2 separate regions of the Homo sapiens genome follow, and region 2 is linked to region 1. Evidence: chromatin contacts called from ENCODE Hi-C data. All regions are on one chromosome and are shown on one strand. Each heading gives the region's core, a stretch centred on a gene start or an enhancer-like site at or near the end of the contact. The rest is flanking DNA. Distances are from core to core; before and after follow the strand shown.

Region 1 (6,062 bases), core at 2,000-4,499:
TGGATCCTGACCATTACATTTTGCCCCCTCACCAACCACCACTTTTGCAGCCCAAATTGTACCACCATGCACTGGTTGGTCCACTTAGGGCTGCCATTGCCAGAGGCACTGCCAGGACCTGCTGAGTGAGAAGACACTGCCATCACCCAGTGAAGTCTAGTCCCTGGAATTTCACTCTTAGCACTGGCAATGCTTCTGGAACTCATAAAGATTCTGCTGAAATTCAGGGAGTTGAAGGTCAATGTCTTCCAGGGATCAAGGTAACATGTCAGAAAAATTCTGCTGCTGAGGATTTCCATGTATTCAAGGCAAATGCCCTTAGGAGGAACTCGCAGAAATAGCTCTTTGCATTGTCACTACACAGAATGGAAGACCAGCTTTTATTTCGAAAAGAAAGAGAGAGAGAGAAAAATAAAGAGTGAACCATATAAGCATGGAATGTGTGCAACACACACATACACATGCACACACAGAATAGATCTTGGCATGCCCAACTGGCACCCACTTAGGATGTGTAGTCAGGTATTTTTGAGAACATAATATTTGGACACAATCATTAATTTATTCACCAAAGAGTTATCCAGCACCTACTGTGTGCCAAGTATTGTTCTAGATGCTGGAAAATAAGAGTGAGTGAGGCAGTCAAGAGTCCTGTGCTCATGGATTCGATATTCTAGGCAAGGATACAGGCGATCAACAAGCATCAATTGAAATGAACAATTCAGATTGCAAATACAATAAAGGAAAGAAAAAGAAGAACAAAACAAACAAACAAAGAGAAAAACCAGTGTGATGGGTCTGAAAAGGAATGAGGGACCGCCTTTGCTCAAGTGGTCAGGGAAGGGCTTTCTAAGAAGGTGACACGTAATCTTACACTAGAATGAGAAGACCAGGGCGAAGAAACCAATCACCTTTACTCTGATTTCCATCAAAAAGATGGGCTTACTAAAAAAAGAAACATGCAATACCATTTGTGGCTCCACACAACTCATGCTTTAAACAACTGCAAAAACCCCAGGAGAGGAAAGGAATCCACAGCTTTCTCTGCTTTTAAGGCGATTTTAAGAAATCACCTTTCCCAAAGATAATGGATTAAAAAGTTGTCTTAATTCATCTCTAATTATGGCAGAATTTACTACAAAGAAACTGAAAGGAGATACATGGAATATTCATTCCTCTACATAATGTCAGTTGCTTTATGTAACAATATTCCAATGTCAATAAAAGTATACCTTTGCATTGTAATGCCAACAGGAATTATTTCACTTTAAAAAACCAGTTCTGTAGCTATACTCAGTATTATTTATTTTTCACTGGCTATAAAATAAAGCCAAACTGTATTTACTAGCAGATGGTCTCACTTCCAATATATAATAAACCTCTGAGATCAGGTAAAAATAGATTCTGTTAGTATTTCTTTAACATGCTCAAATTATAAATGATCGTTCACCAATGTCTTTGTATAAAACACTCCAAACAAATCACTTGGTACTGGATTTCTGTTTGACTCAATTAAAACACTTAGCCACCTGGCATGAAAACATCCTAAAAACATCAACTGCTTAAAATACTTTGCACTGAAACACGTTTTTCATTGTTTCCTAGCCTCTGACTGATTTCGGAATTAGAAAGAATTAAGCAGAAGTGAATTGGGGAGCAGGTCAGTCACTGAATATTCAGAATGAATCATGAACACGTTAAAATGCAATTTTTATTTCTTTGCAGTGCATTGCATGCTATACATTCTTACAATTTAAATAAGCATACTAAACTAAAGCCAAATAATGTGAAGATTGCCCAACAGGTCTACATTACCTAATACATTTATCATTATATAAACTGCTGTGCTTGATATTAATACACTGTGCAAGGAATGCTTAATTTCTTGAACTTCCACACAGGTCTTTAAAACTGAATCTCACTAGTACCCAAGACCAATAATGTGCTGAGGAAGAAGGTATTTCAAATATATTTACTGATTACACAGTGTTTGAATCTTCAAAAATTCTAAATTTATGTGGACAAAGGAGAATGGAGAATCTGAACTTGGCTGTTCATGCAAACTCTTTCCTTTCTTTGACTCACTTTATGAATTGTTATGTTTCTAGATCCTTCTTTTAAAATTTTCCATTTGGGGAAACTTGTACATTTAAAAAAAATTCATCTCATTTTCTCCCTCCCCCTCCTTAAAATAAATAAGAAGGCTTAAGAATTAACACTAATAATAATCCCACAATGGTCATTGGGAAATCCTCCCCCAAAGTGACAACTGCCGCTAAGAAGGGCAAAATCCACTAAGAATGAAAATTCCCCCAAATGAGTCCTTCTCCGAGGGGGTGGAGGTCACACAGTTGGCACAATTGGTATCACAACCAACTCGAGGAGACCCAGAGGAAGATGCTGCGCCAAGAGAAGCAAAGCGAAGGAGCGCGACCCAGGAGGCTAGCGAAATCCCCGCCAAGCCCCCAGGAGGCGGAGAGAAGCCCAGTCGCCAGGCACCGGCCACGGCGCACGCCAACATCCAGGATAATTCTCCTTTCCAAGCCCGGGAGTTCCGGGGCAGGCGAAAAAGGGGGGATGGGAGACCCACAGTCCCTTTAACCCTCCCCCCTGGCCTGCCAACCTTTTCCGAACCCCCATGTCACACAACTTCCTCATCATGGAAACTTCCACTGGGTTCGGCGCTGAGGATGCCAAACTCCATTTCACAAGGAACATGTCAACAGCTGGGCTTGGGGTTTGAGGAACAGAGCCGCTGCGATTGGAACAGAGCCCGGCCACCCTGTTCCACCACTGTCCACTCCGTAGCTCCCAGCCTGCCGCCGCGCGGTGCCCGAACACGAGAGGGCACCTCCTCCCAGATCCGGGGCGCAGAAGCCCCGCGGAGGCAGGTAATCAGGCTGATGACACCCCCACCACCCACGCTCACCCGCCTGCCCGCCCGCGCGCGCTCGGCTTAGCCGCCCGCACCCCTCCGGGTTCTTGCGACGCTCCGTCACCATCCCGCCCACCCTGTGGACAGTTGGAACTGTCGCCCCCTCCTCCTCTCACCCCGCTGCCTCCGCGCGGTCCTCTAGCCAAATTACCAGTGCCCTGGAGCCGGTTGGGTTGAGCGCCCCTGCCCGGGGAAGGTAGCCTGCGGGCTCTTGCCCCGAGCCCGCGGAGCAGGAGGTCTCTTTTCCAAGCGCACTCACATTATTCATGCAAAGTTAATCCCCGCCGCGTCACGGCCGCCCGCCCGAGGATGTGCGCCTTCCTTGGCCAAGCCCCGCAGTCTCCACCCTCCTCCGCCCCCTCCTCCCGGCGGCGGGGTCCCGGGGAGCGCCGGCGACTGGGCGTCGCGCGAGTCCTGCAAAATGTCAACTCCTTGGGCGAAGAGAGGCGGCCGCAGCCAGGGCCGCGCCGCACCTCCCCGGTCTCTCCACTTTTATAGGCGTAGGAAGCTACTGCGGCTGGGGCACCAGAGTCCCCGCCTCTCCGGGTCCCCCGCGTGCCCGGCCCGCCCCGGCCCGCTTCCCGGGCGCTGTCTTACTCCGGGCCCGGGGCGCCTGCTCCGCGCCGCGTCTGCGAACCGGTGACCTGGTTTCCCCTCCAGCCCTCACGGCTGTCCGACTTGCGCGGCGGTGGCGGCGGCGGCCAAGAGCAGGCAAACCCGGCTCCGCCAGGGGCGCAGCGAGGAAATGGCCTCCTGGCGCACACCCCGCCGCCGCCGCCAGCCATCGCCACCGCCCCGGGCTGCCCAGCCGGTACAGACGCCCCCTGCCAGGCTCCGGGCCAGCGCTCCGACGCGCTCACAGCGCCCGGCTTGCCGACCCCGACCCCGACCCCGAGTCCTACGCACTCGAGGTCCCCGGGCCGGCCGCCTCCGCACCTGCCTCCCCAGGTGTGGGCGCTCCCCCTCCTCCTAATCCCGGCCGTGCCCTCCCAGGGTTGGTGACGGTGCTGTGGGTTTGGTGGCCGCGCGTCCACCCACCCGATTGCCTGCGCGCATAGGTGCGGGTTTGGGCGTCATTACTCTAGTTGGAGAAGAGGAAAGAATGGGGAACGAGTGACACCGGGACCGGAGGGCGAGTCTTCCAGGAGCACGTCTCGGCCTTCTTTGCCCGGCCCGACCGGCCCGACCCGTGCCGCAGCGCTCCTCCCTCCGCTCCTAAACCACTTGTGGCGCGTGTCGGGAATACAGGGCGCTCTGGCTCTTCTTGGGGCCTCCGCTGGTCCGACCATCTGGCAGCTCTCTTAACCACCACGGCCACCCCACGAATGGAAGTTTGGGACGTGCCTGGGTTGCCCTTAAGGAGGACACCCCCGCCCCCACCGCCATTATGCATATCGTGGGAGAGGCGCGTACAGGGCTGAGACACTCCTCAGGTCCCAGAACGGCCGCCCTATTAATTTGTCTTTGCCCTGGAAATGTATAGATAAAACCAGGAAGACAAAAATAATGTATACTCTTCAAGAGATCTTTCCCGGGCAAATATAGGTCTCTCAAATGCCCCCGACCTTAAGTCCTGGAGACCAGGAAGAGACTTGCTTTCTGAGCTAGAAGGATACTTGGGAAATACCGAGTCCTCACTCAGCTAAAAGGTAGTCAATAAGGAACTATAGTTGCAACAAAACTACTTTGACAACAGAGTACAATTAATTTCTTATAGACAGTATTAAAATAATTCCGACATCATAATTTAATATTCACATCTATTCGTGTAACACGCAGTATAATAGAGTTATGACGATATGGATCCTCAGCTGCCTGACAATGTATAGGTTATTTATTGGAAGGTTCTCTAGATTTCCAGCCAGTGACATGTATGTTTTATTCTCGCTTCTTCTGAGCGTCCCAGGGAAAGGGGTGAGAGGCCCCCCACCCCTGCTGACAGCATTAACAACCACCCCGCTGGATAAGCAGGGTTTCACTGATGCACTTTTAAGAAAGTTGCAGGCCCCAGAGACCCCATTTCCCTTTGGTCCTCGGTGAGAAGTCCGTGCTTTCTTCTCTACTCTTAATAAGTCTGCACCATAGGACTTGCAGGCTTCTGTAGTTGGAGAGCTGTTCTCCTTTGCAGGGAAGTTCCTGGGCTTTGCTCCAAAGCTGCCCCGGAATGTTTTGGTTGGTTTGGAGAAAAGCTGTGGCGTCTACACCACTTGTTCCAAGCAGGCGGCCCCCTGGTGGCTAACGGGGGGTGAGAAAGCTGGCCACTGAGGAAGAAGTCTGGCGCAGGTAGGCCCCAACAGTTGACAACCTAGTCTTCGGGTCTTCTTCACAGCGTGTGAACAGCTTAGTATTACCGCGGGGGGGCGGGAGGGGGTTGGGGGGTGGTGAGGTGAAGCAAATCTTCCTTCAACACGGTGGATCATGGGCTTCTCGGCCTACTGGAACTTTTAATTTTTTTCTCTTCCTGAGTATAACTTGGAGCTAAATTATTTAAGAAGGAGACATACAGAGGACAAAATGAAATGTAACAAAAACTGTTGCTTCTCTTTGTTCAAGGGCTTTGTCTTTCTGATCTCATTTTGCCCAGAAAATTCAGAAATGAGCCAATTAAAGCATGAAATAAATAAAGGGCGTGGCATTATTCAAACAATCCATGAGACTGTGGTAGTAACAATGTTCTACAACAATGGGGGAGGGCAGTTTTACTGCAATGTTAATGATAACGTGAACTACTAGGGTTCCATTTTGAACAGGACCTCTGAGGGCTGTCCTACAGGCTGCATGATGATGGTAAAGAAGGGTTACCAAGAGATCATGTCATTTATTTTTCTGGTTTTACACAAGGTAGGACAATGGAGGAGAATGTCATGATGACTTGATTGAAGGAAGAACATTTATTCAAACTTTAGATTATGTGGTCATGTGTTCCAGCTGACTTGAGAGGGCACACCAAGGCTGTTTCCAGGACCCATTCCCATATTTCACCATAGACATCCTCATTACCAGGATCTATACCTTTAAGCTGATGACTCAGTTCAAGAAAGCAATTCATTCATATATTTATTTATTTAGCAACTACTGGTGTAAGAAAATGAATGAAACAGAACCTCATAGGGCTCGGATTGGGCAG
Region 2 (6,062 bases), core at 1,873-4,372, 540 kb before region 1:
TTTTGAACAAAGTAAATTTGCTATCTCAATTAAACATACTTATTGTGTTAAACCAAGTGCACCAAATGCTCATTCATTAATGTGTCAAGCACAGTTCTAGGTGGTAGTGAAATAACAAGGAACAAAACAGAGAAGGCACTACTTCTGCCTTGTGGGAACTTAGTTTAAACCAAACTTTGAATTAGGATCTCATCATATACTTTGACTTAATGACACGTCAGGTACTGGGAGCTGGGAATAATTGCTACATACTTGAAAAAAATGTGGTATCTTAAAAAATAATGCCAAGTGAGTAAAATAATCCTGAATATAAGTTGAGCCCTTGGGAAAGCTAGTTTATTTGTAAGTTTAGTTGACTATTTTCTAGTTATTGCTATTAGAGTATTGGTCAAATAATTCCAAGTGAGATGGTCTCTACCTCCCTACCTATATACAGGGAATCTTTCTCTCTTTTTAAAAAACTTGGCACAATCTTTTCTCCTGAGTATCAAAAATTAACGTGATGAAGACACATGTTCTTGCTGTTCTCTGACTTGAGGCCACAAGCAAGAATCTAGTTTGGCGAGATATGATGGGTAAACAAGATAATGAATATACATGATGGGAGAGGAAATATTTTCAAGTGTGGCTCTGAATGAATTGCGAGTTTGCCAGTTTTTTTTTTTTTAGATGGAGTTTTGCTCTTATTTCCCAGGCTGAAGTGCAGTGGTGTGATCTTGGTTCACTGCAACCTCTGCCTCCTGGGTTCAAGTGATTCTCCTGTCTCAGCCTCCCGAGTAGCTGGGATTACAGGCACACGCCACCACTCCAGGCTAATTTTTGTATTTTTAGTAGATTCGGGGTTTCATCACATTGGCCAGGCTGGTCTTGAACTCCTAACCTCAGGTGATCTGCCCGCCTCGGCTTCGCAAAGTGCTGGGATTACAGGCGTGAGCCACGCGCCCTGCCAAGTTTGCTAACTTTTAATGGCCGGGTAACTTTGTAAGACAAGTCAGTATTTTTTATAGATGTAGCATTTTTTTCATTGTTTAAAAAAGATTCTCCTTCTCTATATATCTTTTTTTTTTTTTTTTTTTTTTTTTACAAAAATGTGAAGTAATAGGCCAGGTGCGGTGGCTCACGCCTGTAATCCCAGCACTTTGGGAGGCCGAGGCGGGCGGATCACGAGGTCAGGAGATCGAGACCATCCTGGCTAACATAGTGAAACCCTGTCTCTACTAAAAATACAAAAAAAAAAAAATTAGCCGGACGTAGTGGTGGGCGCCTGTAGTCCCAGCTACTCGGGAGGCTGAGGCAGGAGAATGGCGTGAACCCGGGAGGCGGAGCTTGCAGTGAGCTGAGATTGCACCACTGCACTCCAAGCCTGGGCGACAGAGCCAGATTCCGTCTCAAAAAAAAAAAAAGTGAAGTAATATTGGGGAAGGCATTATTCTTACTTTATAGCTAGAAAATAAAAGCACAAACTGAATGAGCTGATTGCATATTCTTGATAAATACACATCTGTGCAGTACTCTTAAAATGTCTAGTTCAGCTCTTGTAGTATCTAAGTCAAGTGTATAGTATCACAATAATAAAATATAAAAATGTTGTGTCCCATGACTACTTAGTATAGATTCGGGAAATGTGTTTAGTTGTCATATAAAAGGAAAATGCAGTTTAAAATAATTTCAGTAATTGCATTCTTGAGTTTTCTGTCCTCCCTGGTACCATGAAACTGGAGATCTTTGGAGACCTATCACAGAACATGTACTGGAATTGTTTGTGTGTGGAGTAAAGGCAGCTGTTTGTAGCCATCTAGTTGGGAACTGTCTTTCCTTGGATAGTTAGCTACTCTGTTGGTGTGTGGTGTAACACTTACCTGTTGCTGGCACGTAGTCAGTGATTTCTGTCATGTATAAGTAGGCCTTGCCATTGTCAGCAGGTAATGATCCTGGAAAGACCAACTTCTGTTAATGTAATCCACAATCTAGTGAGGGGATTATAGCTATCAAACATATTTCTCAGTCCACTTTTTAAGAAGTAGTCATTTAGGCTGGGTGCAGTGGCTCAGGCCTGTAATTCTAGCTCTTTGGGAGGCTGAAGCTGTAGGATTGCTTGAGGTGGAGTGTGAGACCCACCTGGGCAACATAGGGAGACCCTACCTCTACAAAAAATAAAAAAGCTGGATGTGGTAGCACATGTCTGTAGTCCCAGCTCTTGGGAGGCTGAGGCAGAAGGATTGCTTGAGCCCGGGAGTTCGAAGTTGCGGTGAGCTATTATTACGTCATTGTACTCCAGCCTGGGTGACAGAGCAAGACCCTGTCTCTTTAAAAAAAAAAAAAAAAAAAAAAAGCCTGGACATGGTGGCTCGTGCCTGTAATCCTAGCACTTTGGGAGGCCAAGGTGGGCGGATCAGTTGAGGTCAGGAGTTCAAAACCAGCCTGGCCAACATGGTGAAACCCTGTCTCTACTAAAAATACAAAAAATTAGCCAGGTATGGTGGCACGTGCCTGTAATCCCAGCTACTGGGGAGGCTGAGGCAGGAGAATCCCTTGAATCTGGGAGGTGGAGGTTGCAGTGAGCTGAGATCGCACCACTGCACTCCAGCCCGGGCTACAGAGCAAGAGTCTGTCTCAAGAAAGCAAGCAAACAAACAAACAAAAAATCAGGTCCGGAGTGGTGGTGGCTTACACCCTGTAAGTCTAACACTTCGGGAGGCCAAGGCTGGCAGATCACTTGAGCCCTGGAGTTCAAGACCAGCCTAGGCAACATGGCAAAACCTCATTTCTACAAAAAATACAAAAATTAGCTGGGTGTGGTGGCGCATGCCTGTAGTCCCAGCTGTTTGTGAGGCTGTGGTTGGAAAATTGAGCCAGGGAGGTCAGGGCTGCAGTGAGCTGTGATCATGCCACTGCACTCTAGCCTGGGCAACAGAACGAGATCCTATCTCAAAAAAAAAAAAAAAAAAGAATCAGTCATTCATACTTCAAGAGTTTTGGAATTTGTAGTGAATAAAAGTATGAGATGGAAAATGTGACTGCAGGCAGGGTCTGGTAACAGGGTAGTGTGGTTGTTGCAAGGGGTGTTTTGGGTAAGGACAAAGAATCTCTGAAGGGAAGAAGAATTTTGTTTGGTTAGTAGGTGTTAGGTGCTTACTCATACCAATAAGAATCGAAATTAAATTCTGTGTGTCAACATTGTATTTCCCTCTGTCCTAAGACATAGTGTTTCCCAGATAGTGAGTCATATACTGGGACTGTAGTTCGTCATATACACTAGATAGGTATGGGAGCAGTGTTTATAAGAAGTTCATTTGGGTGTTTTTAAATGGGTAAGTAAATCTTCCTTTGTTCTTAGGGTTTCTTTCGGAGAAGTATTCAACAAAACATCCAGTACAAGAAGTGCCTGAAGAATGAAAACTGTTCTATAATGAGAATGAATAGGAACAGATGTCAGCAATGTCGCTTCAAAAAGTGTCTGTCTGTTGGAATGTCAAGAGATGGTATGTTCCCAGTTTAAAGAGTGTTCCTAAAGTGTATGGAGCTTGGCTTTTATTCCTCATCATGAACCAGAGCTATAAACCGGTTACCAAGGACCCTCTTGTATTTAAGGTGAAGCAGAAAACATATTTTCATGCTTTACAGGACACCAAATTGATTAAAGTCGTATTTTAGCATTATCATCCCAGAAACAGTTTTTGGCTAAACTTCTGTTGTTGTTGCTTCTTCTAAAAAGAGCCATTTTTTTTCTGTGCAATTTGATTACTTTTTATTTTTTCCTAAAACCAATGGAGTTTAAAAACATTTTTTATATGGCCGGGCATGGTGGCTCACGCCCGTAATCCCAACACTTTGGGAGGCTGAGGTGTGTGGGTCACTTTAGGTCAGGAGTTCCAGACCAGCCATGGTGAAACCCCATATCTACTAAAAATGCAAAAAAAAATTAGCTGAGCGTGGTGGCATGCACCTGTAATCCCAGTTACTCGGGAGGCTAAGGCAGGAGAATAGCGTGAACCCAGGAGGTGGAGGTTGCACTGAGTTGAGATCGTGCCACTGCACTCTAACCTGGGTGACACGGTGACACTCTGTCTCAATGTAGCCTCTATCTCCCAGGTTCAAGTGATTCTCCTGCCTCAGCTTCCTGAGTAGCTGGGATTACAGGTGCCCGCCACCACACCTGGCTAATTTTTGTATTTTTAGTAGAGATGGGGGTTTCACCATGTTGACCAGGCTGGTCTCGAACTCCTGACCTCAAGTGATCCACCTGCCTCGGCCTCCCAAAGCGCTGGGATTACAGGTGTGAGCCATCAGGCGTGGCCAGGAGTTTTTTGAGTAACAGATTTCAGCAATTGATGTTTTGTTTTTTCAATTCCCTGAAATTTTTTTTATAGTGCTAAAAGTACTAATGCTATAAAAATAGTTGATGGATATTGTGATTGCCCTGAAAGAATAAAACTGACAATCATTTGTGAAGGGAGGAGTAGAGATAAAGTATCAAACATGATTAAGTTGTTTGTTTTTGGTAGCAATAATGTTAGAGGCTACAATTAGATTAACGAGGCTTTCTGGGCAAGTATACTGAATTTTTATTATCTCTGTGTAAATACTAGACTGTGAAAGAAGCTTTTCTTTCTCTCATGGATAGGATTATTGGAGACAAGACACCTTCTAAGACTAGCTTCTAAAAGAATAGAGGATGACTTATCTCATTTTTACTTATTTCACTGGTTTTAATTAAAATCTACCAAGTTTATTTTTCAGTAAGTGCATTTCTACTGATTGTGGAATTTTTTTTAAGGATTTTTTTTTTAAAGAGGCTGGAAAAGAAGACAGCAGATAATTTCATAGTTAGATCTTGAGAGCAAAGTTACAAAAATGAATTGACAAGGGCCAGGTGTTCAGGGAATGATTTCACCTACCAGATTCCATTAATGGTAATGGATGTGTGTAGCTGAATCACACATGCCTTGCTGGGAACAGTCCTCAGCTTTGTTAGTAAGGAGCTGTGTAGTAATACTGGTCTGCTTCAAACTGGTTTTCATTAGCTAATTTCATATTTCTTTTTTCTTTTTCTTTCTTTTTTTTTTTTTTTTTTTTTTTTAAGATGGAGTATTGCTCTGTCACCTAGGCTGGAGTGCATTGGCACCATCTCGACGCACTGCAACCTCTGCCTCCTGGGTTCAAGCGATTCTCCTGCCTCAGTCTCCAGAATAGCTGGGACTACAGGCGCCCGCCATCACACCTGGCTAGTTTTTGTTTTTTTAGTAGAGACGGGGTTTCACCATATTGGCTAGTCTGGTTTCGAATTCCTGACCTCAGGTGGTCCACCTGCCTCAGCCTCCCAAAGTGCTGTGATTAGAAGCATGAGCTACTGCACCCATCCGAATTTCCTATTTCTTTTCTTAGACTTTGCTTATAAAATACCTAGGAGGTAGATGTCCTTAACTTTGTTGTGGGGGGAAAATAGAAAATTTTCTCTCCCTCTCCTACTTCCTTTGGTGCATCAAGACCAGCAAGTTTAGAAAAATGTGGACCAGAGACATGTAGACTCATTCTTTATATGTATGACTAGAGGCCATAACTGTTGGATAATTTTGTGTTATTCTTTTATACAAAACAGGTCTTATTTAGAATATAGACGTTAAATATCTTTTTCTTCAATAGCTGTTCGGTTTGGTCGTATTCCTAAGCGTGAAAAACAGAGGATGCTAATTGAAATGCAAAGTGCAATGAAGACCATGATGAACAGCCAGTTCAGTGGTCACTTGCAAAATGACACATTAGTAGAACATCATGAACAGACAGCCTTGCCAGCCCAGGAACAGCTGCGACCCAAGCCCCAACTGGAGCAAGAAAACATCAAAAGCTCTTCTCCTCCATCTTCTGATTTTGCAAAGGAAGAAGTGATTGGCATGGTGACCAGAGCTCACAAGGATACCTTTATGTATAATCAAGAGCAGCAAGAAAACTCAGCTGAGAGCATGCAGCCCCAGAGAGGAGAACGGATTCCCAAGAACATGGAGCAATATAATTTAAATCATGATCATTGCGGCAATGGGCTTAGCAGCCATTTTCCCTGTAGT

The links. A loop is a pair of places that touch in the nucleus more often than their neighbours do. Pooled maps may share reads with other maps.
Region 2: a pooled map of gastrocnemius medialis shows a loop between it and region 1 (1.9-fold over the local background). The contact joins the enhancer-like site here to the promoter of THRB in region 1. A Hi-C loop is called at or near these places in 1 of 50 pooled maps.

The regions. Positions count from the first base shown.
Region 1 is chr3:24,491,601-24,497,662 of GRCh38, forward strand. It overlaps THRB (thyroid hormone receptor beta), which reads right to left and starts at 3,250. Exons shown (of 11, transcript NM_001354712.2): 1 at 3,052-3,250. It overlaps THRB-AS1 (THRB antisense RNA 1), which reads left to right and starts at 2,487. Exons shown (of 2, transcript NR_046244.1): 1 at 2,487-2,891. RefSeq lists a silencer at 5,028-5,233.
Region 2 is chr3:23,956,334-23,962,395 of GRCh38, forward strand. NR1D2 (nuclear receptor subfamily 1 group D member 2) reads left to right here. Exons shown (of 8, transcript NM_005126.5): 4 at 3,338-3,482; 5 at 5,644-6,062. Among named protein-coding and RNA genes, the nearest start is that of NR1D2, 14 kb to the left of the region's middle. Within about 2 kb of position 3,123, at least 6 of the 41 ENCODE cell types and tissues checked have a DNase peak (open chromatin) inside an H3K27ac peak, as active enhancers do.